2 separate regions of the Homo sapiens genome follow, and region 1 is linked to region 2. A link is a loop called in an ENCODE intact Hi-C map of the cell type or tissue named here. Cell type or tissue: PC-3. All regions are shown on one strand. Links, peaks and the distances in the headings refer to the core of each region. The heading gives the core; the rest is flanking DNA. Region 1 overlaps HPSE2 (heparanase 2 (inactive)). Region 2 overlaps PYROXD2 (pyridine nucleotide-disulphide oxidoreductase domain 2).

Evidence for each region. Hi-C counts contacts between places; a loop is a spot of excess contacts. Peaks named below come from ENCODE experiments on the same cell type or tissue, not always from the same donor. Only the 100,000 strongest peaks of a DNase experiment are listed, where the experiment ranks them.
Region 1: a loop joins it to region 2, with 6 times the contacts of the local background. A loop is called at or near these places in 1 of 110 quality-filtered maps.

Annotation. Positions count from the first base shown.
Region 1 is chr10:98,459,659-98,462,459 of GRCh38, forward strand. It overlaps HPSE2 (heparanase 2 (inactive)), which reads right to left. Exons shown (of 12, transcript NM_021828.5): 12 at 1-81. Among named protein-coding and RNA genes, the nearest start is that of HPS1, 14 kb to the left of the region's middle. In PC-3, for the core only: no CTCF peak of the experiment used is centred there; a DNase peak (open chromatin) is centred at 1,333; H3K27ac peaks cover 465 bases.
Region 2 is chr10:98,403,407-98,406,207 of GRCh38, forward strand. All of the region lies in intron 4 of PYROXD2 (pyridine nucleotide-disulphide oxidoreductase domain 2), which reads right to left. Among named protein-coding and RNA genes, the nearest start is that of MIR1287, 9.5 kb to the left of the region's middle. RefSeq lists an enhancer at 1,515-1,564. In PC-3, for the core only: no CTCF peak of the experiment used is centred there; DNase peaks (open chromatin) are centred at 865 and 1,245; H3K4me3 peaks cover 1,421 bases; H3K27ac peaks cover 2,225 bases.

The DNA of each region.
Region 1 (2,801 bases), core at 24-2,523, 56 kb after region 2:
GCCCGAAGGGGGCGGGGCTTCAATTCTGGGAGGGTCCCGTCGTCCACCATCACTAAGGGCTGGCCATTCAGTTGCACTGACCTACAGTGAGGAAAAACAGTATGGGACTCATTATTGCATTATAAGGGAGCCACTGCAACAAAGCCTAGCCCCAGATGGCCTGGCAGTGTCTGATACACACACACAGCTGACACTTATTGTTACTGGCTATGCCCTAGATTCTGACCTAGGTGCTTTACTTTAATAACTCATTCAAACATCCCAACAACCCCCCCACTCCCCTGAGGTAAGTAACTATTAATATCATTATCCCCATTTTATCTAGAGTGGCTAGGTGACTTGTCCCAAGTCACACAGCTTGGAGGTCCAGGGTTTGAACCCAGGTAGTCTACCTCCATAGACACATTTAGACAAGTGAAAAGTCTGTGATGCAGAAGCTGGAATGTTTCATTCCTATTTTTTAAAAATCACAATATCAGCTCAGTTTGACTTTTCCACCTAAAGAGTTTTTACCTGTGGAATGATACATGGGCTTAAGATGACTTCAGAAATCTATTTAACTCATATCTCATTAATTTACTTGACAGATTAGATAACTGACATTACCTTGCTTGTCTAAGGTTATACGGAAGGGAGACAGAGACATAGGTAACACCTCTACTTTTTCTAATTTAAGAATGAGTTTTGGCTGGGTGCAGTGGCTCATGCCTATAATCTCAGCATTTTGGGAGGCTGAAGAGGGAGGATCGCTTGAGTCCAGGAGTTTGAGACTAGCCTGAGCAACATAGCGAGACCCCATTTCTACAAACAATATAAAAGCAAAATTAGCCTGGCATGGTGGCTACTCAGGAGTTTGAAGTGGGAAGATCACTTGAGCCTGGGAGGTTGAGGCTGCAGTGAGCCAAGATTACACCACTATACTCCATCCTGGGTGACAGAGAAACTCTGTCCCTAAAAAAAACAAAAAATGAGTTTTCATATTTAATATTAACAGATGTTTCCATTTAGCAAAACAGCAAAGTAAGTGATAAAGTAGGCATTTGTGATCACAATTCATCTATCTTGCTTTTATCCTTTCTGTATAGCCAGCCACTTTCACCCTGAGAAGGGGGACTACATACATAGCAAACTTAGAAAAGAGAAACAGCTCATCTTATGCTGGATAGAGGGAAATGCCACCTATCCTTGACCTATGGTACCAGAATCCAGATAATGTTCCAGCTGTTCCTGACAGCCATGCACCCAGGTGGAAGCTTAGTTTTATGGGTCAGCAGAAAAGGCCAGAAACAGGCCACCAGCTGGAAATAAGGTTGTGAGTCACCCTCAGAAAATCAACATTGCATAGTGATGACTGTTTCTGGGCCTTGCCCAACCTCCAGTGTGATAACATTGCCGTGACATCATCTGAGCTGTAAAGAGAATAGAATGTTATAAATTGATATAGAGGTCTTTGTTTAGTGTTCCTTCTGTGCTATGAATGATAGACTGCTTTAGAGAGAGATAATCAGACCCATGCCCAATAGAGCAGTGAATTCCCAGAGATAAGTGTGTTGTAAATTGCTCCCAATGGAGAGCTAGGCAGAGAAGAGATCCAGGCCTGGCCCCACATGGGTAAGTTTGGGCTAGGTCCAGATCTGATAGGCCAGAGGGAGCAGGCCCCCTCCCTTTGCTAGAATGACTGAGTGAATAAGTGAGTAGGAGGCTTCTATATGGAGAGCGAGGCCTGCCTCTGGAAGGCATGGGGTGGGAGAATTGAGATCTGAAGGTCAGTGTTGACCGCATCAGATATGCAAGGAGCTTTTGCTTCCAAATATGAGAAGTGACCCTCTGTAGTGAAGACAGCCTACTCATTGGAGTGGAAGGCAGGGTGAGGAGAGTGGTTCAGTTACAAAAGAAGCCCAGATGGGTCTTCACAGTGTATTTTCATTATTTTGTTTCAGGTGCTATGAATATCTATCACCCAGATATAAGCACAGTCAAACACGAGTTCAATAATACCGATTAATCTTTCTAAGGCATACTCAAATTTATATCAGGTCTCTGCTAGAAAACCTTCAATGGTTTCTCCCATATACAGAATTAGGTGCAAACCTTTCTTCTGAAGAATTAGGTAATGCCCTTTTAGATTCAGATGATCCCACAGTATTGACATCTTTGGGTTCTGGGGAGTGCAAAACAACGTGTGATTAGCAAACCTTTAAAAATCTATACTAATAAGGAGTAGTTGTCCTGGAACAGGCCCTATTCTGGTTTCTTTATTGGTTGGTTAAAAAGCTAAGAGTAGAACCAGGAAGCATGGTGAAGATTCTCTACTGAAATCTCGAATTCCAGGAGCCAAGTTGCTAACTAGCTAGATGGCTTTGGCAAATCCCCTAACCTCACTGCCCTGTAGCTTTTGCATCTGTAAGAACGTTATATAGGCACCAAAGAAATGAAATAAGAAATATGAAAGTGCTTTGAAAGCATAATGAACCATATACTTAAGATATGGTGTTTTTGTTGTTGTTGTTCTTTTTATTTTTATTTATTTATTTTTTTGAGATGGAGTCTCGATCTGTTGCCCAGGCTGCAGTGCAGTGGTGCATTCTTGGCTCACTGCAACCTCTGCCTCCTGGGTTCAAATGATTCTCCTGCCTCATCCTCCCGAGTAGCTGGGACTACAGGCATGTGCCACCACACCTGGCTAATTTTCGTATTTTTAGTAGAGACGGGGTTTCACCATGTTGGCCAGGCTGGTCTCGAACTCCTGACCTCAAGCGATCCACCTGCCTTGGCCTCCCAAAATGCTGGGATTACAGGCA
Region 2 (2,801 bases), core at 203-2,702:
CAGCCAGCAGGTGGGCTGACCTTTGTAAAGTCACAAATCCTAGCAGTGAACTTCCTGATCACACACCTCACTGGCTTCTCGCTGCACTTGGATAAAATGCAGTCCTGCCCCTCCCACCCCCATCTGGTGCTCTCTGCCTGTCTGCTCTGTCCACACTGACCTGCCCTCTGCTCACGCCTGCCTGGGTGGGTCCTTCTCTTCTTCCCTCTGACTGGAGACTGCTTAGATGTCCACATGGCTGCTGCTGGTGACCTCTTGGTACCTGAATACCAGCTCAAATGTCACCTCCTTGAGGAAGATGTCCTTCCTGGTCACCATCTAGGCTGGAATCTCCACTCTCTTTCTCTAATGCTGCCTTCTTTTCTTTTCTTCTTGGCACTCTCCCTGAAGTTCTCTGCCTAAGAGCAGTGTCCTTGCCTTCCTAGTTCACTGCCGTACACCCAAGGGCTTCTCTCAGTGCCTGGCACATAGCAGGTGCTCAGAAACATGGACTGAATGAACGAATAAACCCTCCAAATCAGGGACCTAAGAGGAATCCAAAAGTTATTTTAAGTATAACTAATTGACTATGAATCACTTTTCATTTGATTCATAATGAAACCTAAATGGAGGCTCTTCTAAATGGAGGCTCTGTCATTCTTAATGGTGTTAAATCAAATTTAGCTTAAAGCTGCCTCCTTAAATACTTTAAGCTCAACCTAAAGGTTTCTCTGTTCCTAGTGAACTATAACCTAGAAGGAGGCGTAAACAGACTGTAACCTACTTCTGTGTCAATCGCCGAGTTTTGGCCAATCAAAGGGGACCAACTGTTTAAACTGCGTTCAAATAAGGCAAACACTGAGCTGTAACCAATCCAGCTGTTTCTGTACCTCAATTCCATTTTCTGTACATCACTTTTCACTTTCTGTCTATAAATCTTCTTCTACCATGGAGCTGTGCTGGAGACTGTGAGCATACTCCAGCTCGGGAGCCTGATTCATTTATGAATCATTCTTTGCCCAATTAAACTCTATTAAATTTAATTTAGTGAAGGTTTTTCTTTTAACAATAGGTTTAATTATGTGGAGTCTGAATGAGAAGGGGAATGTTAAATAACCATCAGATTATATCCACAAGATTTGTTCGGATTATGAAGCTTTTTTCTTAAAAAACAGAAAAAAAACCCAAAAAAACAAAATGAAAGCAAACCCTTCTTTTATTTACCCCATGAGAGTTCTCAGCATGCACAGTCATCCTGGGTGGAAATTGTTGGAAAGGGTGTGTGTGTGTGAAGGGTGTATCTGTGTGTGTGTCTAAAGGACCAGAGATACAAGAGATTTAAAGGGTGTGGTTCTCAAAGTTATGTTCTGGGGGCCTCCTCTTTCAGAATGACCTGAGAATGCCATAAAAACGACCGTTTCTGGGCCCCACCACTGCCACAGAATCAGACTCGTGAGCAAGAACCCCTGGGGTTTCCCCAGCAGTTTCCCCAGCAGTTTCCCAGGTCATACTTTGTGGCCCTGCAAATTAGAGCCCTACCTTAGAGAGATTTCCAGGAGAAAAGCAAGAGCAAAATGAATAAGGCTGAGTGAGACCCAGAAGGTCAGTGAGGGAGGGGAGGGAGGATGGGATTGCCTCTGGCAGTGAGGTCAAGGCTGGCCCAGGGGGAGATGGGGAAGGTGGCTTATGGCTGAAGGGGATGAAAAGCCCCCCTCCACACCCCCTTCTCCACCAGTGCAAAGGCTCTGCCCTTCCAGCCTGGATTCCATCATCCAGCGCAGGGCCGCTGCAAAAGCAAACTCATTTACTAGGTGGATGGAACCGGGAGGTGATCCAAGTCAGTGCTCGCATTGACAGCTGTGGAAACTAACACCCAGGAAGGGGAGGCAGGCCCTGGTGGGGACCACAGCGGGTCAGTGGAGGGTGCTTTGGCTCAAGGAGGGGAGGAGGGGCAGTGGTGCCAAAGCCAAGCCTCTCACTTTAGTTGAGGGCTCACTCTAATTGGATACAGCCTTATAAGTGGCAGGGTGGGTGAGTAGTCTCCAGCCATGGGTCTTTCTGGAGCCTCAGTTTTCTCAAGTGCCAAATGGGGGTAATAATAATAGCGACAAGTACTGAGCCCTCTGTGCACCAGGCACTGTGCTGATGTGGCCTTAGGAGGCAGCTGCTGTTACTATTCCCTCTTACAGATGAGGAAAAGAAGGCACCACGTGGTGAAATCACGCAGCTGGTGAGCTGTGGAGCAGGGAGGCAGACGCAGCCGGCCGGTTTCCAGCAGCTCCAGTCTCAGCCTCTGTGCACACTGCGCTGGAGCTGCCAGGGGCACTCTATCACCACGTTCACCGCAAAGTACCAAGAGCCAGAGACGTGTGAGTCTGGGCGGTATTGGTACCAAGAGGCCTGAGCGCATCATAGCTCAAGAACAAGGAGTAGGAGACAGTCAGGCCTTGGCTTGAATTCTCCATCACTTTCTAGCTGTGTGAATTTAACCCCTGAACTTTAGTTCCCTGATTATAACATGGCTCTTGACTTACAGGTAAGGATCAATTGAGATAGAACATTAAGGTCATAGCCCAAGATGTGATGCTGGTAAAATAAACGCTCTCCATTATAGTTTTGGAAAGACAATATTCCTGGAAGGAGTTTAGTTGTCCTCCTGTCAATGCCCTCCAGGCTGTCAATGTCCTGTTAAAACAAGGTGCTCCAGATGGGGTGAGTCCTGCGTATCACACAACAGGACTGCTTTCTCCCTGCTCTGAGCTCCATACTCCTATTACTGCAGCCCAAGGCAGAGGTTAAAGCATCTACTCAGTTCACTTGGG